Regions from separate parts of the Homo sapiens genome. Here region 2 is linked to region 1. Evidence: chromatin loops called from intact Hi-C (ENCODE). Cell type or tissue: heart right ventricle. All regions are shown on one strand. Each heading gives the region's core, and the rest is flanking DNA. Links, peaks and the distances in the headings are about the cores only. Region 1 overlaps DNAJC24 (DnaJ heat shock protein family (Hsp40) member C24). Region 2 has its middle 40 kb from the start of SNORA88.

The links. Hi-C counts contacts between places; a loop is a spot of excess contacts. Peaks named below come from ENCODE experiments on the same cell type or tissue, not always from the same donor. Only the 100,000 strongest peaks of a DNase experiment are listed, where the experiment ranks them.
Region 2: a loop joins it to region 1, with 3 times the contacts of the local background. A loop is called at or near these places in 37 of 110 quality-filtered maps.

What each region holds. Positions count from the first base shown.
Region 1 is chr11:31,377,643-31,393,228 of GRCh38, forward strand. The region is part of intron 2 of DNAJC24 (DnaJ heat shock protein family (Hsp40) member C24); the gene reads left to right. Among named protein-coding and RNA genes, the nearest start is that of DNAJC24, 16 kb to the left of the region's middle. In heart right ventricle, for the core only: no CTCF peak of the experiment used is centred there; no DNase peak of the experiment used is centred there.
Region 2 is chr11:32,176,521-32,192,106 of GRCh38, forward strand. No RefSeq gene overlaps it. Among named protein-coding and RNA genes, the nearest start is that of SNORA88, 40 kb to the left of the region's middle. RefSeq lists enhancers at 1-919, 1-668. In heart right ventricle, for the core only: no CTCF peak of the experiment used is centred there; no DNase peak of the experiment used is centred there; H3K27ac peaks cover 764 bases; H3K27me3 peaks cover 336 bases.

The sequences.
Region 1 (15,586 bases), core at 3,599-11,598:
ATGATTAGTTATGTTATTCCTGTATTTTTTGCAGTTATGCATGTGAAAATTGCTATTTACTTAAGAGAAAGCTTCATCTCAAAAGCTTTGTCAAATTGAGAACTGGGGGTCTTTTCCCACTGATCCTGATAATATTACAGGATACTTCTCAGTTGGAAAAGAGTTATTGTGTTGGAAAATTATATGCTTCTGTTATAATATGTTCTATAATCTTGAAGAAAATCCATGTAATTTGAGTCAGGAGTGTGCAGGATGGTCTTGTTGTTAATGTTGGAAGGGTGTAAAATACCACTTAATACTTACGTGGGCATTCAGAGGGTCTCATTTGATTAGAAATGGTTATATATAGATTAGCTTTAAGCTAGTTATGTCATCCACTTTAATGTCTTGAAAAAGAAAGTAGAAAGGGGACCTGTACTATAGTCAGAAGAAAATTACCACGTTGGAAAAGAAGGGAGTGAAGAACAATTCTTTAAATAAGTCTTTTGAGTACATTACAAAGCAAAAGAGATCTTGATTACAGGAAAGGTACTTAGGCATTAAGAGAAATTTTGTGAAAAAAAATCTAGGAGTGTTGTAAGTAAAAATCTGGAAGATATAACTTGTCTTGTAGTTCACATTATAATTTCTGTTACCATAGTTAACTATTTAGCTGTCATCTAGGTATTATTAATATATAGAATGCATGATACGTAACAATAAATAGTTATGTCATAGGGAGACTCTATCATAAACAATTCTTTTTCGTGATAAAAGTGGTAGGAATAGCATTTTAAATGAATAACTTTAGCTAACATGTAGCACTGCGTATCAGATACTCTTGTAATCACTTCATGTGAATTATTCAACTCTGCAAAGTGCAATATCATTATTATTTCTAATATATAGATGGGTAAACCAAGGCTCAGAGATTAAGTAACATACTGACTAGCAGCAAGAAATTATGACACACTTTACATATACTTTGAAAACTGTATTAAAAAAAAGCAGGCAGTCAGTTACCTTTCCAGTGGTTTTTTTTTTAATATTCCTATCGCATAAATGCAGCAATAATAGATTATATCTTTAGAGAAAAGGTATTATTTATGTTAAAGGTACAGACTAGTGAAAAGTTAAGCGTGAGCTCTAGAGGGAGGGAAGGAAATTACACTAGAAACTTGGTGAAAAGTGTGAAAGGTGGCAGTGTGGTGTTGTGGAAACCTGAGTTCTTATCATGCCTGATTATTAGTTAATGACATTTACTTCCCCAATTCTTGAGGAATGTAAAAATATCTTAAGAAGTTCATTTTCTTTTATCTTAGCCATTTCCAGTAAAATTGTGCTAGGACAACTAAGGTGTGTCTTAACATACATAAACTGCATGGATCTGAGTTTCTTCATCTGTAAAAATGAGATGCTTATACTATGTTACTCTCTAAAGCCAGCTCTGGTATTTGTTCTTTTGTTTTTGTTTTTTTCTCTATTATATTTTCATTTGTCCTCTAGCTCAGGGGTCCCCAGTCCCCGCGCTGCAAACCAGTACTGGTCCATGGCCAGTTAGGAACCAGGCCATGCAGCAGGTGGTGCGGAGCCAGTGTGCGAGTGTTACCACCTGAGCTCTGCATCCTGTCAGATCCACTGTGGCACTGGGTTCTCATAGGAGCACAAACCTATTGTGAACTGTGCATGTGAGGGATGTAGGTCGCACATTCCTTATGAGAATCTAATTAATGCCTGATGAACTGAGGTGGAACAGTTTCATTCTGAAACCATACTCCCTACACCCCCATCCATGGAAAAATTGTTTTCCACAAAACTGGTCCCTGGTGCCAAAAAGGTTGGGGACCGCTGCTCTCGCTGACCCACCAAGTCTGAGAATTTTTTTCTTAATTTAACATACTGTAAGTAACTTTTGGCAACCCAAGATTGGTTTGTTGACTCATAATGGATGCAATTTAAACAGAACAATTAATTGAGACTGCAGTGGTAATCTGTCTCTCATTTGCCATGTTTTTAAGATGAAAAATATCCCCTTTATGGCTTGTTTAAAATGTCATCGTTGATAATGCTTTTAAGTTAGAAAATCTGAGTATAAATGCTCCACAGTTTCCTTTTACAGACAGTGAAAGAAATAAATCTTTTTTTTTTTCTTTTGAGACAGAGTCTCACCCTGTCGTCCAGGCTGGAGTGCAGTGGTGCGATCTAGTCTCACTGCAACCTCCACTTCCCAGGTTCAAGCGATTCTCCTCCCTCAGCCTCCCAAGTAGCTGGGATTACAGGCGCCCGCTACCACACTCAGCTAATTTTTTTTTCTTTTTTTGTATTTTTAGTAGAGACAGGGTTTCACCATGTTAGCCAAGCTGGTCTTGACCTCCTGACCTCAGGTGATCCACCCGCCTCAGCCTCCCAAAATGCTGGGATTATGGGCATGAGCCACTGTGCCCGGCTGAAAGAAATCTTAAAATAACTTTCTAATTATCATCTGACTTACCTAGCTGATAGGAAATCTATGAAGAGATGATTTAGGGCATTATTATATTTATCACATAGTCTAGCTTAAAAGAATTATAGCGTTTCAGAAACTGAAAGAATCTAGCTAAAAGAATCATAGAATGTCAAAAACTAAAGAAAGAGATTGAGGATGTGGAAGATGAGCACAGAAAAGTAGAACAAAGACACATAATAAATATTCAAAATCGAGTAACATGCAACGAACTTACAGACCAAAAATCATTTTCAACCAGTATTATTAAGCAAACATTAACATGGGAAAAGTGAAAGTTTTGTTTTAAAATATATTCACATTTAGAATTTCCTTATGATTTGGCGTATGTTATTTTCAGTTACGCCAAAATACAAAGACAGGAAAACATTTTTGTCAGTCCTTTCTGAAGGGATTAATATCCCACTTTTGTTAAATTTTTGGAGTTCTAGAAACTAGGGTGATAGTTGTTTTACTTTTTCTTTTATTTTTATAAAATAACTCGAACTTTATTATGTTTCTTATTAGGATGTATTTCTTTTAGGCATTTAAAAAATAAACTTTATTGAGGTATAATTTATATGCAATAAAGTGTACCTATTTTAGTACATTTCAGTGAGTCTTGACTACATGTATGTGTATAATCAACACCATATCAAGATATAGAACATTTTCATCTCAGAAAGTTCCTTTATGCTTCTCATTCTTCCCTGGGCAACCATGGATCTGCTTTCTGTTGCTATAGATTTCTTGAGCCATTATTTTAGGCTCTAAAAACATCTTGATGTTTTATTTGGCCTTTAATGAACCATATTAGTAAAGATTTTTAAAGAGAGATTAATTTATCCCTTCACCCACTCCCAAAGAGTAAATCTTATTATAGCACATTACATAGTATACTTTCAACCAAAATGTTTTGTAAGAAGTCTGATTAGTGCATTTGGGTATGTTTTATAAGAAGTCTGATTAGTGCATTCGGGTGTTATATGGGTTTTATATGATTAAAAGTAGTAACTATTACTTGTAAGGTATACATAAAATCATACCTCTTGAGACATGAAGCATCGTTAAAATTTGACTTCAAGTAAATCATAAATTTTTAGCTCACGAATCCCCTTTTACTGGTTAAGGTTATTTGTGTTTTGACTGATTTTTCCCTTATTTTCAAATTCACTCTTCTTAATAATTATAATAATTTGTATTACATATCTGTGCTTGAATTATTTTCTGTGTCACAAATACAATTAATGTTGTTGTGTCCATGTTATCTACAATTAAAGATCAAATAGATTCTTAAACTCAGTAATGGACTGTAAAGTCTCTTCTCATTCTGTTAAGATTTTGAAATTGACTGTAAATTGAGCATTGTTATTGGTGTGGTGTGTAGGATAAGTGTCTGGAAAAGACATATCTTTTTCCCTGAAGCAACTTAAACTAGCTATTCATTACTTTTTGGTTATCTCAAAAAAAAATTTTTTTTTTTTTTTTTGAGATGGAGTCTTGCTCTGTCACCCGAGCTGGAGTACAGGGATGTTATCTCAGCTCATTGCAACCTCCGCCTTCCCAGTTCAAGCAATTCTCCTGCTTCAGCTAACCCCAGTAGCTGAGATTACAGGCACATGCCACCATGCCTGGCTAAGTTTTGTATTTTTTAGTAGAGACGGGGTTTCACCATGTTCGCCAGGCTGGTCTCGAACTCCTGACCTCAGATGATCCGCCTGCCTCTGCCTCCCAAAGTGCTGGGATTACAGGTGTGAGCTACTACGCCTGGCTCTCAAAACATTTAAAAATACAAAATATAATTCTTACAATCCCTAAGGTAATCCAGAATATTTTTTTGAGAATTATACTTTTCAAATTAGTTAAATGTATATATTCGAATCTGTTTATGAGGATTGAAACAATGTGAGGGTGTCTTTAGTAATTCATTCATCCATTCACTCAGCATTTGTTAGGGTTAGTATATACTGTTTTTCTAGGAACTGTTTCCAGGTGCTGTGGATATGGCAGAGTTTATTTTAAGTACTGGTATCTGATGTAATAAATATTATGTACAGTATATAAATTCTAAAATGTGGTTTTATAGGGAGGCTGTATATATAGCACAGTAATTAAAAGTCATGGCTTTGGGCCTCACTTGTACCATTTATGATATGTGTGACCTAGGAAGAATGACTTACCTCTCTTAGACTCAGTTTCCTTATCTGCAAAAATCAACACAATAATACCTACCTCAAGGGTTTCATAAAGACTAAATGAAAGAATGAATATAAAGCATTTAGCCAGTGTCTTGCATGTGATGCCTTATCATAATTTATCATCATCAGTAGAAATTATGTACAAGATGCATTTAAAGAATCATGCAGGGCCATATAAAAATACAGAATAATGACATTATACTAATTTAACTATTATTGTCCATCAAAACATTTAAAAATGGGAAAATTATATTTTGGATGTGTGGTTTTATCTGTTTATTATTGTATATGTAATGCAATTATATGTACATATTGTTGTATACAGTTGTTTTGAGATGGGAAAAAGCCAAAGTGTTTTCCCTACTCTCACACACCACTCAATACAGTACTTCTGACTGTAGGATTGTGCATGGTTTTCTCCCCACATGCCAAGCAGTTCTCCAGTGGACACCAATTGGGTGTCCTGTAATTCAGTTCTGACACTGTTTACCTGGAGTCAGTGTCAGATCCATAAGGGTTAAGGATTCATTACCATAAGACTCCCCTCCATGTTAGGTGTCAGATGCAAGCCCCAGGTTGTGATATGTGCCTCTGACTGACTGGCTGTAAATCTGGGTTCCCATGTTTCCTTCTTTGTTCTCAATTGATTTGCTGAAGCAGCTTACAGAACTCGGAAAATTTACTTGTATTTACATACTCATTACAAAGGATATTTTGAAGAATATAAATGAAGAGATCCATAGGGTGAGGTCTGTAGGGGTCCCCAGTGCAGAAGCTGTGGATTTGGAGTGCACTGCCCTTCTGGCACAGTGTGTTCTTTGTTAACCCACCTGGAGGTCACTGTACTCCATCCGTTTTAATGAGGGCTTTATTAGGTAGGCATACTTGATTAAATCAGTGGCTGCTGGTGATCTGCTCAACCATCAACCCCTCTCCACTTCCTGGAGGTTGAGGGCTGGGGCTGAAAGTCCCAACCCTCCAATCATGCTTTAGTCTTTCTGGTGACCAGCCACCATCCTGAAGCTGCCTAGGGGCCCCCAGCCACTAGTCATTCCATTAGCATACAAAAGATACTCTTCACTCTAGAGACTCCAAGGGTTTTAGGAGCTGTTTGCCAGGAACTAGGGGCAGAGACCAAATACATGTATTTCTCATATTATAATATTATAGGTTATATTCATGAAACTTCAGATACTGTACTTCATGGACAATTTAAAGATTTTCAAGAGTAGTTTTGATTACATGTAATTTTCACATTGTCTTTGGATCTGGACACCTATGAAAACTGTTCTTACTTTGTAAGTGTTCAGTTGCATGTTGGGAAGTTAGTGCTATTACCAGTTACAGGAATTGGAAAGCAAGGTTGCACAGAAAGTTTTGCTTGTAGTTTATGGAAAAGAAATGCCCCCCGGATTGCTGTATTGTGAGGAAAAAAGGGCAAGGGCCAGCATATGCCATAAGTGTGGGAACCACACCTGATGCAGCCTTTCGTCCTAATGTAACAGAATGTATCTCCTCTGCACAGCTAGGTGTGGGACTCCGTTTCAGCTTTTTTGTTTTCTGTTCTAATAATCTGTCCTTCTTCAGTCAGTCCCTCTATAATGTATGTAATTATCTTAAGCCAAATAGGGCTATCAGAACAAAAGTTCATTTCCAGAATAATTTCCAGAATAGGCAAAATACTCTCAGGGCAAAAACACCTTCAGTTCTTTGTCTTTGATTGTTTTTCCTTCAGTTTTGGCCTTACTATCTTGTCAACTCTTTGATGCTTTTACAGTGTTTTATAATGTATTTCATCTTCATTTTGTAGTTCTCAATGAAAAGAATAGACTAGCGCTACCCCCATTGTAAATAAGAAGCCCTCTTCTCATTTCTTCCTATTCAGTGGAGGAAGTCTACCTCCCATTAAGGCACAACTCAAAGAACTTCTTGAACTAATCATTGTAGTTACTCAGAAAGTCTCCCCACTTCTTAGATGTTCCATTGATACATCATAACTCTGTTATTCCACTGTCCATATCCTATCTTTACTCTAATTGCTTATGCCTGTGGCTCCCTCTCAGCTAGAAGTGAAGTTCTTGGAGGCAGGGATCCTGTCTTAGTTATTTTTGTATCCTTGGTAGCACCAACTTCATGGACTCAATATAATAGATTCTCAGTACATTCTTTGGTTGAATTGTGCTGGATTTTGCTGAAGGAGAATAAAAAGGTTAAGAAGGAAGTTGGCTCTGTTCATTTGGCCTCTCTATATGAGTTGCAGTACGGTTCTCCCTTTTCTATTATTCCTTACAGGTTCATTGATGATGTTACATAGCCCTTGACCCATGTGAACTGATGACAGAATAGAGCCACACAGCATGTGAAGTGATTTGACCTGTAGCAATCTTTGAACCAGTGTTTTGTCTACACCTATCCTCAGAGGCTATCCAGCTGTTAGATTTCATTTTTAATAATTCAGCCAAGAGTGTGGAACATTTTTCTCTTGAGATTTTCAATAGCTAGTCTGAAGATATGTTTTTGAGAGCTTCAAATAGTGTTCCAGAAGAGAATGTTAGAATCGGGAAGAATAAGCATATTAGATACTTAAAGGAAAGTATCTGAAAAAGAAAATAGAGAATATAAGCATATAATTTTCAGTTTACTAAAGAATACTGTTTTTAGGAATAATAGTCATGAAAATTATAAGGGAAAAAAAGAGTTTTTAAAAAGCCTCTGTTACCCAGTTTAATGCATCTTTTAGTTCAGACATGATTACTTCACAATCACAGTGACTTTTGCACACTATCTTGTAATTTTTAAAAAGTTTTAAACATTTATCACAAATTATTCTAGATTCTTCATATCGGGTTTTTAGAAAGTAAATATTAAAAGGAACTTCAGGTGGTGAAGCATTCAACTGGAGCAATTTATTATTACATAATAAAAAAGGGCCAAAAAACTGGTTATTCCAACCATGTTTTGTTTGAGCCATGATCTTCCCAGATACATGAGTAGATTTTAGAATCTACCCTTACAGTGACCTTTTTGATTTTACAACTCCTTCAAACTTTGGTGACTATCTAGATGTCCCTGACTTTTCAATGAATGCCATCTTATGCATGTACTACTGTAATGTGCCACAAAAGCATTTGAAGTAAATTATATATTAGATGATATCTGTTGGTTTGTTTTGTGTTAAACTGTATGAAGATCTTAGAAATGTAAAAATTTAATCACTTACTGTCCCACCATATGATTGACTCCAATCCCCCTGGGAGTTAAGTAAGAAAAATCTTGTAAATTAAATTATCATTAAAAGACTTGTTTCTTTTCTAAGTTAAGTAAACTAACACAAAGATCACTAAAAATATAAGGTTTCTTGAGTGTTCTTTTTTTCCTCCCTCTTTTGACAAGATTGTGAAAAGGTGATAGTAATAATGTAATATTATTAAGGCCCAATCCTAGAGAGGAAGCAGAGCAAGATGGCCGAATAGAAGCCTCCGGTGGTCATCCCCTCTGCAGGAACATCAAATTGAATAACTATATTAAGGAAGGAGGCATGGAGTAGGATAGGAAAGACAGTCTTTAATCACCTACACCATCTCTCCCCCATCCCCCTGCAGTGGCCACATGGCGTGGAAAGAGAATCCGTGTGCTTGGGGAAGGGAGAGCACCATGCTCGTAGGATGTTGCATCCACAGTGCTGCTGTGTCACAGCGGAAAGCAACACTTGGCAGAACTCAACCAGCACCCACAAAGAGCATTTAGATCAGCCCTAGACAGAGGCAAGTTTTCTATCCCAGAGGTCTGAATCTGAGTTCCAATTCCAGCAAACCCTGCCACCATGAGCTAAAGTTCTCTGGGGTCATAAGTAAACTTGAAAGGCAGTCTAGGCCACAAGGGTTGTAATTCCTGGACACGTGTTATGCTGGGCTCAGAGCCAGTTGACTTGGGGTCCACGTGACCTGATGAGATACCAGCTAGGGTGGCCCAGGGAGTACTTGCATCAACCCTCCCCCAACCCTAGGCAATGCAGCTTACAACTCTGGGAGAGATTCCTTCCTTCTGCTTGAGATGAAGATAGTAGAGAGTAAAGGCAACTATGTCTGGCAACTTGGATGCCAGCTCAGCCACAGTAGAATAGGGTATCAGGCAGAGTCCTGAGGCCCCCCATTCTAGGCTGTAGCTCCTAGACTACATTTCTAGACACACCATGAGCCAGAGGGGAACCTTCTGCCTTGAAGGGAAGGATCCAGTTCTAGCAGGATTCATCACCAGCTGACTAAAGAGATGTTGGGCCTTGAACATCACTGGTACCCAGGCAGTACTTGCTGTGGGCCTTGGGTAAGACGCAGGGCTGTGCTGGCTTCAGATGTGACCCACCACATTTTCAGCTATGGTGGCCATGGAGAGAGACTCCTGCAGAGGAAAGGAGAGAGACAAGTAAAGGGACTTTGTTTTGTACCTTGGATACCAGCTTCGCTACAGTGGGGTAGAGCACTAAGTGGGTTCCTGGCATCCCCAGCTCCAGACTGTGGCTCCTGAACAACATCACTGGACCTTCCCTGGGCCAGGAGGAGCCCACTGCCCTGAAGGGAGAGACCCCGGGCTGGCAGCATTCACCCCAAGCTGACTGAAGAGTCTGTAGGCTTTGAGTGAACATCAGTGGTAGCCAGGCAGTACTTGCTGCAGGCCTGGGATGGTGGTGACCATAGGGGAGAGACTCCTTCTGCATGAGGAAAAGAGAGGAAAAAGTGGGAAAGACATTGTCTTGTGGCTTGGGTGCCAGCTCAGCTACAGTACAATAGAGCACCAGATAGACTCCTACGATTCCAACTCCGGGCCCTGGTCCCAGATAGCATCTCTGGGTTTGCCCAGGGCCAGGGGGATCTTACTGTCCTGAAGGGAAGGACAGAAGCCTGGCTGAATTCAACACCTGCTAATTATAGAGCACTGCGACCTTGAGTGAACATAGGTAGGTAGCCAGGTAGTGGTCACTGTGGGCCTTTGGGCAAGAACCAGTGCGGTGGTGGCTTCAAGTCTGAGCCACCACAGTCCCAGTGGTGATGGCCACAGAGGTGCTTGTGTTACCCCTTCCCCAGCTCCAGGCAGCTTAGCACAGAGAGAGAGAGACTGTATTTGGGGGAAAATAAGGGAAGAGTACAAGAGCCTGGCTAGTAATCCAGGGAATTCTCCCAGATCTTACCCAAGATCACCAAGGCAGTAACTCTACAAGTCTGTAAGAGCCACAGCATTACTGGGCTTGGGATGCCCTCTAATGAAGATATACGAGCAGTGACCAAAGACTTAGATTACAACACACAAGTCTCTCTGAATACTTGGAATGCCTTCCCAAGAAGGACAGGCATAAACAAGCACAGACTACAAAGACTGCAATAAATTCCTAATTCTTCAATGCCCAGGCACCAGTGAACATCCACAAGCATCAAGACCATCCAGGAAAACACGACCTCACCAAACAAACTAAATAAGGCAACAGTGGCCAATGCCAAAGAGATAGAGATATGTGACCTTACAAATAGAGAATTCAAAATAGGTGTTTTGAGTGAAATTTAAGATAACGCAGAGAAGCCTTTCAAAATCCTATCAAATAAATTTAACAGAAAGATGGAAATAATTAAAATGAATCAAGCAGATATTTTGGAGCTGACAAATGGAATTCATATCCTGAAGAATTCATCAGCATATCTTAACAGCAGAATTGATCAAGCAGAATAAAGAATTAGTGAGCTTGAAGACAGGCTCCTTGAAAATACAGTCACAAGGGACAAAAGAAAAAAAAATAAAAAAAGAAGGAAGCATGCCTACAAGACCTAGAAAATAGCCTCAGTAGGGCAAATCTAAGAGTTATTAAACTTAAAGTGGAGGTAGAGAGAGAGAGGCGTAGAAAGTTTATTCAGATGGTTAATAACAGAGAACTTCTCAAACCTAGAGGAAGATATCAATATTCAAGTACAAGAAGGTTATAGAACACCAAGCAGATTTAACCGAAATAAGACTACCTCAAGATATTTAATAATCAGATTCCCAAAGGTCAAGGACAAAGAGAGGATCCTAAAAGCAGCAAGAGAAAAGAATCAAATAGCATGCAAAGGAGCTCTAATGTGTCTGGCACCAGCCTTCCCAGTGGAAACCTTACAGGCCAGGAAAGAGTAGCATGACATATTTAAAGTGCTGAAGGAAAAAAATCTTATTCTAGAATAGTATATCCAGCAAAAAATATCCTTCAAATATGAAGGAGAAATAAAGACTTTTCCAGACAAATACAAGCTGAGGGAGTTCATCAACCAGACCTGTCCTACAAGAAATACTAAAGGTACTTCCTCTGTCTGAAAGAAAAGTACATTAATGAGCAATAAGAAACCGTCTGAAGGTACAAAATTCACCGTTAACGATAAGTACACAGAAAAACTCATAACACTGTAGTTGTGGTAGGTAAACTACTTGTATCCTGAGAAGAGAGAGTAAATGATGAACCTATAAAAAGTAATTGCTACAATAACACTTCAAGAAATAGGCAGTATAATAAGATATAAAATAGAAACAAACATTTAAAAAGCAGGAGGATGAAGTAAAAGTTCAGAGTTTTTATTAGTTATCTCTTTGCTTGTTAGTTTATGCAATCAGTGTTGTCATCAGTTTAAAATAATAGGTTGTAAGATAGTATTTGCAAACCTCATGATAACCTCAAATCAAAAAACATACAATGGCTACACAAAAAATAAAAAGCAAAAATTAAAACATACCACCGGAGAAAATCACCTTCACTGTAAGGAAGACAGGAAGGAAGGAAAGAAGAGAAAACCACAAAACAACCAGAAAACAGATAACAAAATGGCAGGAGTAAGTCCTTACTTATCAATAATAACATTGAATGTAAATGGACTAAACTCTCCAAAACGAAATACTGGCTGAATGAATTAGAAAAAACAAGACCCAACCATCTGTTGCCTACAAGAAACCCACTTCACCTATAGAGAAACACATAGACTTAAAGGGATGTAGAAATACATTCCATGCAAATTGAAACAAACAAACAAAAAAAGAGTAAAAGGAGCTATACTTATATCAAACAAAATAGATTTCAAGAAAAAAACTATAAAAAGAGACAAGGTCATATAGTGATAAAGGAGTTAATGCAGCAAGATGATATAACAATTGTAAATACATATACACCAAATAGATATCTAGAGCAGCCAGATATATAAAGCAAACATTATTAGAGCTAAAGAGAGAGGTAGAACCCAATACAGTAATAGCTGGAGACTTCAACATCCCACTTTCATCATTGGACAGATCTTCCAGACAGAAAATTAACAAACATCAGACTTAATCAGCACCTATAGACCAAATGGACCTACCTGATAGATATTTACTGAACATTTCATCTAACAGCTGCAGAATAAATATTCTTCTCATCAGCACATGTATCATTCTCCAAGACAGACAATATGTTAGGTCACAAAACAATTTTTTAAAATTCAAACAAGTCTAAATAATATCAAGCATATTCTCCAGCCACAATGGAGTAAAACTAGAAATCAATAACAAGGAATTTTGGAAACTATATAAATACATGGAAATTAAACAACATACTCCTGAATGATCAGTGGGTCAATGAAGAAATTAAGAAGGAAATTGAAAAATTTCTTGAAACAAATGTTAAAAGGAAACACAACATACCAAAACCTATGGAATAAAGCAAAAGCAGTACTAAGAGGGAAGTTTATAGCAATAGGTGCCCACATGAAAAAAGGAGAACCAAAACCTGAACAGACCAATAATAAGTAACGAGATCGAAGATGTAATAAAATCAAGCTGGGCACAGTGGCTCACGCCTGTAATCCTAGCCACCAGGCCAATGCGGGTGGATCACCTGAGGTCAGGAGTTGGAGACCCACCTGGCCAACATGGCGGAACCCTGTCTCTACTAAATATACAAAAATCAGCCAGGCATGATGGCATGCACCTGTAATCTCAGCTAGTAGGGGGGCTGAGGCAGGAGAATTGCTTGAACCCGGGAGGTGGAGGTGGCAATGAACTGAGATCGTGCCACTACACGCCAGCCTGGGTGACAGAGCAAGACTCTATCTCAAAAAAAAAAAAAAAAAAAAAAAAATTAAAGGCCGGGTGCGGTGGCTCATGCCTGTAATCCCAACACTTTGGGAGGGCAAGGGGAGCGGATCACAAGGTCAAGAGATCGAGACCTTCCTAGCCATTATAGTGAAACCTTGTCTCTACTAAAAATACAAAAATTAGCTGGGCCTGGTGGCGCATGCCTGTAGTCCCAGCTACATGGGAGGCTGAGGCAGGAGAATTGCTTGAACCTGGGAGGTGGAGGTTGCAGTGAGCCAAGATCGCACCACTGCACTCCAGCCTGGTTGCCAGAGTGAGATTCCATCTTAAAAAAAAAAAAAAAAAAAAAGTAATCTCCCAGTAAAGAAAAGCCCAGCACCCAATGGATTCACTGCCGAATTCTACCAAACATTTAAAGAACTAATACCAATCCTACTACACTATTCTGAAAAATAGAGGAAGAGAAAATACTTCAAAATTCGTTCTACAAGGCCATTATTACCCTGATACCAAAACCAGACAAAGACACATCAAAAAAGGAAAACATAGGCCAATATTTCTGATGAGTATTGACGTAAAAGTCCTCAACAGAATACTAGCAAACCAGATTCAAAAGATCATTCTTCGTGACCAAGTGGGATTTATCCCTCGGATGCAAGGATGGTTCAGCATACATAGATCAATCAATGTGATCCATCTTATCAACAGAATGAAGAATAAAAGCCATATAATCATTTCAATTGATACTGAAAAAGTGTTTGATGAAGTTCAACATCATATCATGACAAAAACCCTTGAGAAACTGGTTATGGAAGGAACATACCTGAACATCATAAACGCCATATAGGACAAACCCACAGCTAGTATTATATTGAATAGGGAAAAACTGAAAGGCTTTCCTCTAAGATCTGGAACATGACAAAGATCCCCACTGTCATTACTGTTATTAAGCATAGTACTGGAAGTCCTAGTTAGAGCAAACTACCCATCTGACAAGGGGTTAATAACCAGAATGTATAAGGAGCTTAAACAATAGGGAAAAAATGTGATTTTAAAATGGGCAAAAAACTTAATAGACATTTCTTCAAAGAAGATGTACAAATGGCAAACAGGTGTATGAAAAGTTGTTCAATCAACATCATTGATCATCAGTGAAATAAAAATCAAAACTATGAAGTGATGTCATCCCACCCCAGTTAAAATGGCTTCTATTAAAAAGACAATAACAAATGCTGGCGAGGAGGTGGAGAAAAGGGAAACCTTGTACACAGTTGATGGGAATTAAATTAGTGCAACCAGTATGGAGAACAGTTTGGAGGTTCCTCAAAAAACTTAAAGTAGAACCACCATATGATCCAGCAAATCCCACTGCTAGATATACTCCAGAAAAAGGAAATTAGTATATCAAAGAGCTATCTGCACTCCCATGTTTATGACCCCACTATTCACAATAGCCAAGATTTGGAAGCAACTTAAGTGTACATCAACAGACAAATGGATTAAAAAATGTATATATACACAACGGAGTCCTATTCAGCCATAAAAAGTGAGATCCTGTCATTTGCAACAACATGCATGGAAAGAAGAGGACATTATATTAAGTGAAATAAGCCAGGCAGAGAAATACAAACTTTACATGTTTTTACTTATTTGTGGGAACTAAAATTAAAACAATTGAGCTCATGGAGATAGAGAATAGTATAATGGTTACCAGAGGCTGGAGAGGGTAGATAGGTGGGGGAGAGGGCAGTGGAGATGGTTAATGGTTCCAAAAATAGAGCTAGATAGAATGAGTAAGATGTATTTGATAGCACAACAGGGTGACTGCAGTCAACAATAATTTATTGTGCATTTAAAAATAACTAAAAGAGTTTAATTGGATTGTTTGTAACATAAAGGATAAATGCTTGAGGTGATGGTTACCCCATTTACCCTGCTGTGACTATTATGTGTTGTGTGCCGGTATCACAATACCGTATGTAATCCATAAATATATAAACCTAGTATGTACTCATAAAAATTAAATATATACCAAGTCATAAGGCCCACTCCTAGTAGTTTTAGACCCAGAGAAATAAAGTCTACATACCAAGTGCTTGTGTATTTAAACATTATCAATCAAGGTAATATTAAATAAATATGTTGATATTCTATCTTAAAAATATTTTTTCCTTACAAATATACCTTCATATAGACCTGGAAGACCAGGATTAAATTTAGAATTCTGTGAGGCAGGGCCTTTCAAGGGTGATTAGATCATGAGGGTGGGGCCCTTGTGAATGAGATTAATGCCCTTATATAAGAGACACCAGAGAAATCCCTCACAATTTTCTTTTTTTTTTTTTTTTTTGAGACGGAGTCTTGCTCCGTCACCCAGGCTTGAGCACAATGGTGTGATCTCAGCTCATTGCAACCTCTGCCTCCCAGGTTCAAGAGATTCTCCCACCTCAGCCTCCCGACGGGGTTTCACCATGTCAGCCAGCCTGGTCTCAAACTTCTGACCTCAGGTGATCTGCCCACCTTGGCCTCTGAAAGTGTTGGGATTAAAGGTGTGAGCCACTGTGCCACGCCTCCCTTACTTCTTTCACAATGTGAGGACAGAGTAAGCCATCTATGAAGCAGGCCCTCACCAGACAATAAATCTGCTAGTGCCTTGATTCAGGCAATAAATCTTTGTTGTTTAAGCAACCCAGTCTATGGTTTTTATGTTGTAGTAGTCCAAATGGACTAAGACAGAGCCCTTCGGCTTCTATGCCCGAATACAGCAGTACAGAGACAGCTACCACTTATCCTACCTTGCTTCTCTTTCTACCCCTAACCAGAGATATAAGCTTCCTCTTGACTTCAGGTT
Region 2 (15,586 bases), core at 4,339-12,338, 800 kb after region 1:
TGTCTTTCTCACTTGATGACTACACAATGAGGAGTAATATATTTTAATTTAAACACCATAAACCTATTGAGTGCTTAATTAACTTTAACCGTCTTTAGGGGAATGAAGCCAATTTGAGGGGGTCAAAAGGAGTTGTTTCAATATCAAACAGTTTTACATAGTCAATCCATTCATTCGGCCTACAGCTACTGATTAACACACAAAATTAACATGTTAGTAAAAATTCATATTCAGGCCTCTGGGGAAATTAAGATGCGCATGCACAGGGCATGATTAGCACAGCTATTGTTTTCTCCCAACAATATAATTTAATGGGTTTTTAGAATTACAGAAAGAGAGACTCGGTGCTGGTTTGAATTGATTATTTACCACAAAGCTTTGAAATATAGAAAAGATAGAAAACATCTCAAGCCAAAAAGGCCAGCGAACAGAGGCGGATGGGCTCAGAGCGAGTGTATCTCACTAAGGAGGTTGGCGGGATGAACTGATGGAGAGGCAGGCTGGGCATCCCAACTCGACATGAGCCAGGGCCAACGGGACCAAAGAGAGGATTTCTGGCTGCCTGGAAAAGCACAGTAAGGGCTGCCTGCCCAGGGAGGAGGAAATTATTTCATTTAATATGTAATCATATTATACATACAGTCTATTTCCCAGAAGTATCTAAGGCAGATTATGTTATTTAAACATACTAAAAATAATAAATTTTTAAAAGAATTTTTTTTAAAAAAAAAAAGATAGGGAGTCAATGAGAAAGAACAAAGAGCAACTGAGTAAGGCAGTTACCACATTCGCAAAGCAAATTTAGTTCTGAGCTTCCTGGCAGCCAAGGAAAAAGTGCCAAGTACACTAGGATATATGGTTCTCATTACCTGTTGCCTTCAAAGGGATGTATAAGTTTGACTGAATAGATGTGTTTCCTTCCTCATGCTAAATTTGAGAGCAACTGATTGTGTAGTTACTTACAGAAAGGTCACTGAGTAAAAGGACTGTCAATGTGTTTGTCTGTTTATTTATTTATTTATTTATTCTAAGACAGGGTCTTGCTCTGTCACCCAGGCTGGAGTGCAGTGGCATGATCTCAGCTCACTGCAGCCTCCGCCTCTTGGATTCAAGCAATTCTCATGCCTCAGCTTTCCGGGTAGCTGGGACTACAGGTGCCTGCCACCATGCCCAGCTAATTTTTGTATTTTTAGTAGAGATTGGGTTTCGTTATGTTGGACAGGCTGGTCTTGAACTCCTGGCTTCGAGTGACCCACCCTTCTTGGCCTCCCAAAGTGCTGGGATTACAGGCGTGAGCCAACACACCCACCCCTGTCAATGTGTTTAATGACAGCTTAGCAAAATATACAGAAATGTTCTTTAGAGCTTCTTTTGTCAGCACTCCATAACAGGCAAGCACAGAGGTTCAAGTTGAAACTCAAGAAAGCCATTTCTGTAGGGAGGTAAAATAATACTGTCTAGATATATATTTTTTGATAATCCTTCTTCAATCCCTATGGTAATGGTAATTTTAGGACCCAGACAATCAGGAAGCAAAGAGGACTTGGTCTCAAGATGGAATTCACAGGACTTGTACAAGAACCTCATAACTGGCCTGGTTGCCTTCAGTCTCTCCCTCTGTCCAAACCATCTATACATGGCCAAGAAGTGAATCCTCCTGTAACATTTACTTTAATTTCCCTGTATCTGCTCAAAGATCCTCCAATGCCTCCTCTCTCCCCACATGATCTATTTTCAGCCTCATCTCCCAACACCCCTGACACACCCTGCAGCCAACCATGAAGGTCTTTCCTCATGCCCTCCACATGCCTTGTTTAATCCCACCTCTGTTGCTCATGCCACCCCCCCATCCCACTCTGACCTACTTTTCCTCTGCTTTTCCACTTCTTCGAATCCTCCTTCCTCCTCCAAAATTTTCCCCTTCTTCTCAAAGACTAATTTTTCTATCTCAGCTACCTTTTTGTTGCTCCTGAGAAATAGCTTTTAAATTGCCTACAAGGTCATGTTCCTCCTCCTTAACATAGTAACCCAGACCCTCCAGGCTGTGGAACTCCCCCTTTTCCCCAGATTCTCCACCGATGTTCAGCCCTCCATGCTCTGTCCTTTGCCCACCCGTCCGCCTTGCTGTCTAGCCTCTGCTTTCGACCTGGCAAACTCCTTCCCAAGACTCAGTGCGCCTTAGACTTCTGGGAAGCTGTGTGCTGCCAGAGTGAGGCTCCTTCTGCCCTCTGCTCCCAAAGGCCCCTGCACACACCTCTTCCCTAAGCAGCCACAGTTTCCTGTGAATGTTGAGGTCAGCTTCTCCTCTGCCAGCTCCTTGGTAACAGGTGGGATGTTTTAGTGGCTTTTTCTTTTCTTAAATCTCCTGCGGCTGCTGGTGCGTGGCACTTAATAGGACTCGGCAGATGCCACAGAACTACTTCATCGGCTGATCCTCCACCAGCAGCACACCCACCAGGCTCACAGCGCCTGCGTGCCAGGGTGCCTGGGCTCCACTTCTCTGCATGCCTTCATGTGCCTCCTCAGCTGCCTACTGTTGTAGGAAGAACCTTCACTTCTCTGTGTCTGTCCACCTGGCTACCCACTCTCCAATCCCTTATCTCTTCTCTTGATGGCTTTTATTCGCCAAAAAAGCCTGGCAAAGAGGTACAGGGAAACCAGGTCCATGGGACTAGATACAGAAAAAGAGACTGATGGAGAGGACCCAGAGAACATAAGTGACATGGTCTCTTCCCTCAGAGATGCTTTGACTCTAACAGCCTCCAGTTACTTGGAGCCAGAGAAGGCCCAAGGTCAAAAGGTGCTAAAGCCTGGTCCTTTAGCCAAACAAGCAAACCAGGTGACTCAGGTGACTCTACCAGGCTCATGTCAAAGTGATGGAGACAGGGATCCAGTTGGCTCCAGCCCAGGAAATAGGGTTGGGACTCCCAAACAGAAGCGCCGAGGGTCTGGGAACTGAGGCCATGTCAGGATCACTTTTGGGGCAGACTAGCAAGGCACAGGACATTTCACGGTGGCCTCACAGGCTGGGACCAGGCTGGACTATGTCATCAGCAAGTTGTTGCCCCCACAACTCTGGCCTGCCTCTCCTCCTCCTGACTCTTGTTCTCCATTAACCATTTGGTGTCCACTTTTTTGTTTTTGAGACGGAGTCTCGCTCTGTCACCCAGGCTGGAGTGCAATGGCGCGATCTTGGCTCACTGCAACCTCTGCCTCCCGGGTTCAAGTGATTCTCCTGTCTCAGCCTCTTGAGTAGCTGGGACTACAGGCATGTGCCACCACACCCAGCTAATTTTTGTGTCTTTAGTAGAGACAGGGTTTCACTATGTCACTATGTTGGCCAGACTGGTCTCAAACTCCTGACCTCAGGTGATCCACCTGCCTGGGCCTCCAAAAGTGCTGGGATTACAAGCTTGAGCCACTGCACCCGGCCTGGTGTCCACTCTTTTTCCACAGGATTCAGTAGATGCAAACACTTCAAGCCAAATATGTTCATAAGAAAGTCTCTCTGCTACTGGCTGAGGGGAATGTGAGCAAAAGCTTCTCATAAGCACACACTGAATTCTGTCTTCGATCTGTCTGCTGGGTTCATTTTATTGAGAACATGACTTCCCCAAACAATCTGACAGACGTGGCCAATCCTATCCTGTCATGCCTTGGGGGTTTGTACTCTGATCCCTCCCTCCTCCTCTTTACTGCACTCCTTCATTACAGAATAAGTACGTGTACACTGTACTGCCTTTGGGTGGAACGTGTGGTTTGGGGCTGGAGCAGTTACAAAGCTACCAAAGATATCAGCTCTTCATCCTGGGTAGATGAACCCTCCACCCAAAGGGCAGTCCTCGACAGTGCTGGGGAGAAACTGTCTGGGGGAAATTTGGCATATTAGCCAAAAGTCTTTAAAAATGTATGCATTCTTAGGACTCTCAATTTAGGAATTTATGCCAAATAAATAAGCGTGGATAGGTTCAGAGATTCAGCTGTATAGATAATCTTCCAAGGATTGTTTAGTGAAAAGCTGGAAACATGCTTAACCATAGATTGATTCCTTAATGAAATTATGGTACCTATTCAATGGAACACCAGCAGTCTAAAGTAGATTAATGTTTTGGACAGAGAGAAAAAGTGTTCATTCCACATTATTAAATCAAAGCAGCATAGAATAAAATAGTAACTACAGTGTAATCCCATTTTATTTAAAAATAAATTTATGCATGAAAAATGACATTTCACTCAGTGACAGACTGCATGTATGATAGTTATTCCATAGGATTATAATACTATATTTTTATGGTACCTCTTCTATGTTTAGATACACAAATGCTTACCATTGTGTTGCAATTGCCTACATTCAGCACAGTAAGATGCTGTACAGGTTTGTAGCCTAGGAGCCATAGGCTATACCATGTTTCTTAGGTGTGTAGTAGCCTATTCCATCTAGATTTGAGTAAGTCCACTCTATGGTGTTTGCACAATGATAAAATAACCCATCAACACATTTCTCAGAAGGTATCCCCATCCTCAAGCAATGCATGACTGTATATATATGTATGTGAATGTACAGAGAAAGGTCTGGAAGGATAGCTACCATGATCTTCATAGCAGTTACTGTTATATAATGGAATCACGGTGCTTTTCAATTGCGATGTTTCTGCTAATCTGCAATTCTAAAATTTCTAATAATAAGAGTTGTGCTGCTTTTGTAAAAGGAAAAAGGCAACAGGAGTTATTTTCAATGATTTCTTTAAAAACCTGACTATGCAACTGTGGGATGCCCTGCTCTTTATTACAAATATGATCTCTGGATTTTTTTTTTTTTTTTTGACACAGTCTCACTCTGTTGCCCAGGCTGGAGTACAGTGGCGCGATCTCAGCTCACTGCAATCTCTGCCTCTTGGGTTCAAGCAATTCTCCTGCCTCAGCCTCCCAAGTAGCTGGGATTACAGGTGCCCACCACCATGCTCGGCTAATTTTTTGTTTTGTTTTGTTTTGTTTTGTGTTTTTTGTTTGTTTGTTTTTAGTAGAGATGGGGTTTCACCATGTTGACCAGGCTGATCTCAAACTCCTGACCTCAAGTGATCCACCTGCCTCGGCCTCCCAAAATGCTGGGATTACAGGCGTGAGCCACCACACCCAGCCTGATCTCTGGATTCTATGGAACTGCTATCTTACTTGAGTTTCCTTTCTCAGCTAAGATGATTTGCCCCACATAATTGCCCTCTCCTCATCCCATACCCCAGTGGCCATCAGCTGCTCTGATAATCTTGACCCTTCCCCATCATTTTGAATGTCTGAGTACCCCCTTAGGGTTCAGTTTTTCCCAGGCAATCCAACTTGAAAACAGGGCACAGGCAAGGGGGCCTTTTGGAGACATTACCTAAAGGACCACCCACGGCATTTCTCTGTTTTAGAGACAGGGGAGCCCAGCAGTTAAGAAAGCAGAGTTGGGGTAGTGGACTCAGCCAGTGGGTTCATCAAACAGGAGAGTCAAGGCAGTTGCTTAAATTAGAATAAGTAACAGGCTGAAATGAAGGCAGTTAAGATAATGAAGCCAAGAATAGATCTCTAAGAGTTGAGATTCAAGACAGGAAATGCTGGGTATCCATCCTCACATTCCTTTGAAGCAAACCTTGGCATTTTTCTCCAGGCTGTAGAAAGTCTTTGAGATACCTAATGGGGCCAGACCAGAGATGGGGACAAAAAAAGTCACTTCACTGCAAAGAACACCACATTTTCCTGAGCAAGGTACATGTAAAAATACAGGCTAGTGGTGTAGATTGAAATGCCTCAAAGAAGACAGCATGGGCGAGACTGTGACTGCCATCCAGTGTCCATTCTTTCCTTCTTTGCTAACAGAACCCCAGTGTTAGCCCAGGTGCCAACGCACTCAACTAAAAGACTACATTTTCCAGCCTCCCTTGCAGATAGCGTGGCCAAGAGGCCAAGTGCTGCCCAATGAATGGTACGTAAGTGTTAAGTGGGGCTTCCAGAAAAGCTCTCCAGGGGAGCTGACTCAGCTGGAAGTGTTGTCCACCTGTCCTCCCCTACTTGCTCCTTCCTCCCGCCCTGATGGTTGAAGCCCCAGCAACTTTCCTAAATCACAGGTGACTTTAGGATGGAAGCCTAGGTGGAGTGAAAAGACAGAAGCCGGGTCCCTGTCATACCAGCTATGTCTGCCCTCTGGACTTCTTTTATATGAAAAATAATTGCAATCTTAAGTCCCTGTTATTCTAGATTTTCTGCTATACATGGCCATTCCTATTCCTTGGTGCTACAGTGGGGTCAACAGTTACTCTGAAGGGAAAAATAAAGGAGGAAAGGAACTTGAAATTCTAAATTGTGGTGGCAAAGAAAGTCAGCAAATACTTCAAAGATTCCTTCTAGGCTTTTATGTGCTATTATTTAAAATCACAAATGCTGGCATTTATGCAACTGAGGGAGGAAATGCATTAGTAGCACAGAACTACTAATGGCAAGTTATTTCACTTAGAAGATGTTTAACACAGGTACCATAATTGTCACTTAATAGGTCAGAGAACCAAGAGAGACCTGCCTTTGTGTGTTTGAGCCCCCTCTCTGCAGATCACAAATATTTCCTTTTATGTTTAAGAAATGTAATTATGTCTAATGCAAATTACAAGCCAGAATACCACCACAAAGCTTACTGCTTTTGTGCCAGTTTAGTCCTTTCATTATTTTATAAATGTTGCAGTTCTCAAAAGGCAAAGCTTACCTCCCAAGACCTTTTGGAGAATGTTTAATCATGCCCTCCTCAAACCTAGTCAGTGAGTGTAACACTCATGTTGGACAAGGCTTCCAGATGGCTTTTTAACCACACCTTCCCCAAACTGAAGCTTTCTGCTACCTCTCTGTTGCCTCTTTCCTGCTTACCCTCTTCAGGTCGGTGTCCCCTCCTCCAGGCAAAGCCCAATCTTTGGGCTCATCTCTGGCATTCCCAAATGATCTACTGCTAACCTCATTCATAATAAGAGCTACCACCTATTGACTCCATGTTATGCACCAGGCACCGTGCTCATTAGTGCTTTGTGGGGACTATCTCATAACCCTCATAAGATCCCTGTTCCTGTGAGGAAGGAACAGGGATCCTCAAATGAATGAGGATACTGAGGCTGAGAGAAGCTAACAACTTGTCCTCTGCCTTGGAGTTGGTAAAAGATGATGCAACAATTCAAACCCAGGTCATCTGGCCCTAGAGGCCAAGTCACACTATTTTGTAAACTAGTGTACAGTCTCTTTATATATTGCGTACTTCCCACCTTTTCCAGTGCCCAGCATCCAGCGGTACTCAATAAATGCCAGCTGAATAAGTGTCTGGTCCAGCATCATTCATTCCTATCCCACTACACAGACTTGGATTAAAAATTACCAGATGAGAGTGAGAATTAGTCTCCATGCTTGGAAGAAGCAGCCCCAGAGAGGTGTGGTTCAACCGGAGTCTGCTTACCAGGAACACAACCCACTGCTGAGGAAGGAAGCCCATTTCAACCATTTCAAGGTGCATCCTTACTGCTGGGAAATAGATGGTTAGAAAGAGATTCATATTTTTTCCTCATGATTCTTCACAGAGACGAAATAGAACCAACAGTGGCTTGAAAACATGGAAGGAACAGCAACTGGAGGCTGGCCAGCCCTGTGCTCTGATTCTGGAAGACAATGGCTCCAAGCTCTGAACTGGATTTAGAGGGTATCCTTTAAGAGGCTCTGGACACTCCCAGGGGCAATTCGGCTTGGGCTGGAACCAGAAAGGGCTCAACCAATAAAGAATTTCCTGAGCCTCACAATGAAGCATTCCTGCCCTAGGAAGAACCAGGCAGAACCAGGCAGGAGAAGTGAATTCTCAGGAGCAATGAAGAAGGCAGGCCTGTCCCTTGAGCCTCCAGACAGAACTACTCCATGAGGGCCTTCTGGTGTCTCTCTGTCTGTCTGTTTCTCTCTCTCTCTCTCTTTCCCTCCCTCTCTATCTCCCTCTCTGAAACTATCTTGGCGAGCTCACACCAGCAGGGAGACAGCCCTCCCAGCCCAGGCGCAGGAAATGGCTGCCACGACAGGCGGCCATGCCAAGTGGGAAGTGTGGCTTCCAGCAGCAGCACCTGGCCTCCTGGCAACTGCTCAGCCAGGCTTGGAGAGGTGCCTGAGCTTTTTTGTTCCTGATTTTTGACATCTCCCCCACCCCACCCTCCACTTCATTTTTTTTTCCCCAAAAAACCATCCTCTTAAAAGCCTCCCCCTGTGGCCTTGTGAGGGGCCAGAAGGGGCCAGTCCTAAACGGCTTCCCTCTTCTTGTTACAAAAGCTATCTCTGACTCTTCAGTTAACCACAGGCTAAAATCTAGCCTTCTTGAAACTGCAAGTTTCATTTGTGAAAAGAAAATGAAATCTCCTTTTCTCTGGCAGTGTAACGAGGCTGCTTTTGTTAAGGCTGTGTGTTTGGGGGCAGCTATCCGGCCCCACAATGGACATCGGGCAGGACCGTCATCCGTCTTCCCAGTGACCACTCTGAGACATCAGCATCCTGAAGAGGGATGAGGTAGGCTGGGGACACAGAGGCCCATCACCTCCTTGGTGTTTCTCCTTTCTCACCCCCGACATCTGCAGTCACCAAGCTCTGCAAACTCCGTGTCTGCAATAGCTGCTTTGCCGCCTCTTCTGTGTACCTGGCGCTAGAATGCCAGCCCTCAACATCTCTGGTCTGTGTTACTACAACAGCCTCCCATCTCTCCCCTTATCATCCCTCCTCCATGCTGCAGCCCTAAAGCACAGTGTGATCATGTCTCTTCCACTACCCAACTCCTCAGAACCACAATCCAGCCCAAATCTACTTTTCCCTCCTCATCAGCATCTTGACAGTTCCTTCCCTGACTTCCTCTTGCACTCAATCCCTTTGAGAACCATCTCCATGGACACTTTCAGTGGGTTTGTGTTGTTGCCCTGGCCTAAAGTGTGTTTGCCACATTCTTGTTTGGTTTGCTCCCCATTCTTCAAAATCCAAATCAACATCATCCCTTCCACCTACTGCAGGCTGAATGAATCACTCCCTCCTTTGAATTCTGTAACGTTTAATTCCTTTTTAAAGTTTTGATTCCAATTTCCTTAATTGCCTCCCTCATGGGATTATGAGGTCTTTGAGTCGAGAGCCTGGGTATGAATTCATCCTTTGTATTCCCAGCACCAAATAAGGCACCTGTCCTAGTTTGCGTCAGACAGCTTTGGGAAATGAATGGCAATAATGGAGAAGAGGAGACTCTGTGCACAGATACTAACCTGTGAGCCAGGCTCAGGTAAAGGAGGAAAACTCACCTGAGACATCCAGAAAAACCCTGGTGGTACTCAGTTAGGAGTCCCCTGCCAGAGACAGGTCTTTGGGGAATGACAAGTCTCCTCAGTGAGCTTGAACTTCAGAGCCTTCCCACTTCCCTTGGGCCAGATCTCTCACATTCCTGAGTCACGCCTCTCCATTTCTGAATTTGTTTCCTCAAACATCTTCTTCACCCTGATCTGCTCAGATGGCCTCCATTTCCAGTTGCTTCCTAGCTGTGGGTTTGGTGCTAGTAGAAATGACCTTGGCCTATATCGGGCCTCTGAGTAACTTGACTTCCAGAAGAAAAGGCCTGGGATCTTTCTCTATCAGATATAATTCAAAAGACAGGACGATCACCTCCTGTGCAGGTCATGTGGCATCAGGCTGTTACTGCACAGTGCTGTGGGTTAGGGGAAAGGAGGATAGGATCTGGCCCACTCTGTGGCTCCTCTGTCACTACAAACTCATCTTGATGGAAACCAAACTCGTTAACTTCAGTTCCTCTATTTCAATTACCTCTGATAGCTGATCAGTAACTGGGTTGTGTCAACTCACTTCCACAGTCACAAATATCCATCTCCCCCTACTCATTTCTACTTCCACTTAGCTAGGGCCCCTTCATCCTTCACCTGGGCTACTGAAATGACCTTCTAGGAGATGACCTCCTAGCAGCCAGTCTTTCCTTCCCCTGTCTGGCCTTCACATTGACCCAGTTGTCTTCCTAAAATACAAGCTGATTATGTCACTCTGCTGCTCAAAATCCTTCAATGGCTCCCCACTGCCTACAGAATAATGTTCAAACTCCTTCAATTGCCACTTGGATCCTCTAACAATGTAGTCCCAACTGACTTTTGTCACCTCACCTAGCGGCAAGCACCTTTCCCTCCTTCCCAACATAATGATCCTTGCTCCTTTCAGTCCAGATAAAATATTCCATTCTCTCCAAGCAAAATTAATTCTTCCATTCACAGCATTTCCACAACACACATCTTATATCTTAACTGAGCACTTCTTTATTCTGCCTTCATTATATGCGGCTGTTTTCATAGCAAACTGGCCCTGTAGATTGCAAACTCTCAGAAACAAGAAGCCTGCCTTATCCACCTTTGCTATCCTCCACGTTGCCCTGGGCATGACACACACTCAGGGTATTTCCATTAACTGCAAATGACACAAGTGAATCAAAGAAGTTTTGCATTGTGTTTAAATAGGTTCATATAGGTTTGGAGGCCATTGTGGTCAGGATCATGGTATGAAGCAGTTCTGGATGAGAAAATGGCTCTTAAGGAATTCACAGTATATTTGAGATAATATAGGTGAATGTCCAGACACTAAAAAGCCACAAAGTAATAGAAAGAAAAATAATGTTCTTCAAGCATGCATGCAAAATGAAGCAGAGATTGCACACAATTTATGCAGCACACAGAGGTATTTTCATGCCATGACTCTGAATCACACATTTGAGATTTAAAATACCTTCACCTTTGCTTGGGGGAACAGAGACTCTGAAAAGTCTTACTATTGCTGCATGTGACTGGTAGACTGTATCATCATAATCAGTCCACATAGGGGAGTCTCCCCAGGCAGCATAACCTACTGGTTATGAGCCAGACCACCTGAGTTCAAATCCCAGCATCACCATTTCCTAGCTGTGTGACTGAGCAATTAACTTCTCTGTGCCTCTTTTTGTTTCTCCTATAAATGCAGAGAATAACAAATGCCTGCCTCATTCGATCTTTAGAAGAATTAATATAGATAAAGGGCTTAGAACACAGTAAACTCTGCATCATCACTGAGGATTATTATTATTATTATAAATTTTTTTTTGAGACAGGGTCTCGCTCTGTTGCCCAGGCTGCAGTGCAGTGGTGCAATCTTGACTCACTGTGACCTCTGCCTCCCAGGTTCAAGCGATTCTCGTGCCTCAGCCTCCTGAGTAGCTGGGACTACAGGCATGTGCCACCATGCCTGGCTAATTTTTTGTATTTTAGCAGAGACGGGGTTCACCATGTTGCCCAGGCTGGTCTTGAACTCCCGAGCTCAGGCAATCCATCCATCTTGGCCTCCAAAAGTGCTAGGATTACAGGCATGAGCCACTGCGCCTGGCCATCACTAGAATTATTTTTAACTATACCTATGTTCTAGAGAGACAGAGGGTCAGACAGATTGTCCAGCTGATAAGCATTTGTATAATACCTAGTATTGAGGTACTGTTCTTTCCTTCTCATGTTTTCAGGATCTACTGTTTAATGGGAAGTGTCTTCTTTTTTTTTTAAGTGGCTACCATCTGTTAAGGGCTTACTCTTTTTCTGATTATATCAATGAATCTTGGATTCCAAAAAAACACAACATGGTAGCAAAGAGCTTAGGTCCTGGAGCCAGGCTGCCTGAATATTTTTGTAGGTGCCTCCATTATGTGACTTAACTTTTCCAGATCTCAGTTTCTTCATCTGGAAAAAGAGGTTAATAACAGTTTCTACCCCCTCCCACCAGTGTGAGAAGTAATGAGTTGGTGCATGTAAAATGCTTAGAACAGCACTTGGAGTGTTGTTAATCCTCAATAAATGCCTCTATTCCTATTTAATAAACAGGTACTCGGCACCTACTATGTGCCAGGCACTGTGCTAGGAGCTTGTGATCCAGCAGCAAAAAGGCAAAGTCCCTGCTTGCTGGAGATGTAGATACTATTATCATCATCATCAACCTCTAAACTGAGGCTTTGAGTGGTTAAATCTGCCTGAAGTAAGTGAACAGTGAACACGCTGGGGTTTGAATCCAGGCCAGGCTTAACCTCAGGACTATCCCTCTCCAACATGGAGCCCCTGGAGAAGGGAGGTGTTAGCTTTCACTCCCTCAGAACCCTAGAGACCCTGCTCAATGTCTGCAGAATTAGAATCTCAACCCCTTAGGTTGTCATTCCAGATACGTCAACCATGGTGCCAGTCATTGTCACACTCTGTCATATGGAAAGTAGCCCAAGGCAGATCCACAAGCAAGACAGAGCTGAGAACTGGACCATGGCTGAGCACTTGGCCTCACAGCCACCCAGCGCTAGGCTAACCATGACCTAGGATGTAGCCAGTGCAAAAACTGCCCAAGGAGGATAATGGTAACTTGTTACGCCAAACAGACTCAAAGTCTCCCTCTAGAGTGTAAACAGAGAGCTTCAGAGAGAAGCCACCCAACAGAAACCAGGAGCAGGAATAAGAAAGCATCAAGATGCAGAGGACGCAGGAGAAGCAGCATCTGCACGATGGGCAGAGGACAGAGGTGAGGATCTCACACCCCAGGGGCTGAGGGAGAGACCTCAGACCCAGGATGAGGAAGAATCCCATGGGATCCCTACTCATCTACAGCCCCCACACCCTGACAAGAAACCCCTATCCCCTGAGAGTCTCTGACCCAGCTGTGTGCAGCCATTCAAGACTCTCCAATCCCAACCCACCTGCCGTGGCTTCTCTTCTATTCCTGCTCCACACATAATGCTCCTGGGCCCCAAACAGGCTGTGTGCATGCCTGCTCACTCTTCCTCCCCACCCCAACCCTTCAAGGCCCAGTCACACTCACCCTCTGCCTGATGGAGAGACCTCCCAACATAACTCCAATCGCATTGTGACCCCGGTGCCTTCTAGCACATACCCAGTAAATGCTGGCTGGCCAACTGGCCTGATAATATGAAATATAATACAATAGGCCTATAATACAATAGACCTAGAGCAGTAGTTCTTTTTGTTTTATCCTTTATTTTTATTTTTTTGTTTCTCAAGTTCTATAGAGCAGTAGTTCTTAACCCCAAGCCCCAGGGGGCAATTCTGCTCCCCAGGGGATATTTGGCAATGTCTGGAGCCATTTTTGGTTGTCACAATTGGGGGCAGGGAATGTGCCAGTGGCACCTGGTGGGTAGAGTCCAGGGATGTGCTAAATGTTCTACAGTGCACGCGACAGCCCTCCACAACCACGAATTATCAGGCTCCAAATGCCAATAGTGCCGAGGTTGAGAGACTCAGGGCTAGAGTTTTAGAAAAACTTAAAAGAAATAAGATTTGGGTAATACAATTACAATAACAACACATTATTAGAAGTGGAATGGTTGAACTGTATTTTTCTGAGTGCTGCTCAAGATTTTAGATATATTACAGTGAACTCCCATCCCAAGCCCCATATTGATGCTGATTTGGATATAACGCGATCAACAATTGGCAGCAAACACCCCAGCCTTCCATTCACCTCTCCTTGGCAATAATGTGGCCCCTTATTTTACCAGGCAGAGTTGTTTGGACCCACTGATAGTATGACAGCAGCGTTTGATCGTCGTGCCACAGTGCTGGTGGAGACCATGAGCAAGCTAATGCCATTCTCGCCAGTCTGACCTTTTTTTTTTTTTTTTTTTTGAGGTCTCACTCTGTTGCCCAGGCTGGAGTGCAGTGGCGCAATCTTGGCTCACTGCAAGCTCCGCCTCCTGGGTTCACACCATTCTCTTGCCTCAGCCTCCCAAGTAGCTGGGACTACAGGCATCTGCCACCACACCAGGCTAATTTTTCGTATTTTTAGTAGAGACGGGGTTTCACCATGTTAGCCAGGATGGTCTCGATCTCCTGACCTCGTGATCCACCCACCTCGGCCTCCCAAAGTGCTGGGATTACAGGTGTGAGCCACCGTGCCCGGCCCAGTCTGACCATTTTTAATCCAGTCTGTGGGGCTGCGTTGACAGATTCTATTCAGCATTTTTTTTTTAACCTGAATGGCGTTTCTCCCTTCATGCTGGTTAAGAGCATAGGCTTTGGAGGTGGCCGTAGCCAGATTGCACTCTCCGTTCTGGGAGGGTTTGTTCCATCAACCACTGCACATTCAGTGCCTGGTAAGACAGGGTGCTCAGGAAGAACTTGGGGAATGAATGAACGTAGCAGTCATTCTCTGTTTCACCTCATTAAGCCTTAGTTTTCTTCTCTATAAGATGGAGCAAATAGCACCTAGGACATCAGGTTATTGCAAGAATGAAATGAAATTAGACCATGCATATCAAGCCGACAGCCCAGAACCAGACGCACAGCTCAGTAAGTGGCTGCCATCTCCATTTTCACAACTAGTGCAAGTCTGTGGCTCTTTCAGAATCCTGAAAGGTACCATGATTTTCTATCCTAATCCTCTGTTCTTCAAAGAATCACTATCAAGGCAGAGGAAGTTCTAAAGCACGGAGAATGGGGTGGGTTCATTTTTCTGAAACTAATTAAAAATCAGAAGTTCTGCCGTGATTTCCAATTAACTTTCCATTTTTCTGAAACTAATTAAAATCAGAAATCTGCCGCGATTTGTACTGTACTGTATAAGTTTGTGCTCATATGTGGGCTTCCTATTTTAAATTTTCATTTGATTATGTACATCTCAGTCTAGCAAAAGGAATGGATGAGGGCAAGTATCCTGTATTTTAAGATTTTCTCAGAATTTTCTACCTGTTACAGGTACCCAATATAATAAATAGTAAACAAACAAAGTGAACAAACTTAGGTTTTAGCTACTGGGTTTTCTAAGGGTGAAGTCTAGTTATATAAATATGATACAATTATCTACTTTTACTCTGGTTCACATTTAAACATAAAGCTATCAGAATGAAAGAGATTAACTGTGGCATCAACTCTTCACATAAAACCTTGCAGACCCCATGGCTGCTGAGAGCATTTCCCTAAGGCAGTATCCATCAGGACACAACAGACCTGGGAAGGCAGGATGGCAGACAGCAGGCAATGCGCTGGCTTCAGACCACACTGGGTTCAGACCCTGGCTCCAGCACTTTATAGTTGTGCAGTTTCAAATCTCTATTTTCTTTTTCTTCTTCTTCTTCTTTTTTTTTTTTTTTTTTTTTTTTTTTTTGAGACAGGGTCTTGCTCTGTCACTCAGATTTCAGGCTGGAAGCGCAGTGGTGTGATCATAGCTCACTGCAGCCTCCAACTCTTGGACTCAAGCAGTCCTCCCACCTCATTCTCCCAAGTAACTGGGACTACAGGCACATAATACCATGTCTGGCTAATTTTTAAATTTCCTTGTAGAGACAGGGTCTCACTATGTTGCCCAGGCTGGTCTCGAAATCCTGGGCTCAAGCAATCCTCCCACCTCAGCCTCCCAAAGTCTTGGGATTACAGGTGTAAGCTACCACACCTGGCTCAAGTCTTAATTTTCTCACCTGTAAAAGGACAATAGCATACCTGCTGTTACTGGTTGAATTATGCATCTCCCAAAATTCATATGTTGACATCCTAAGACCTGATGCCTC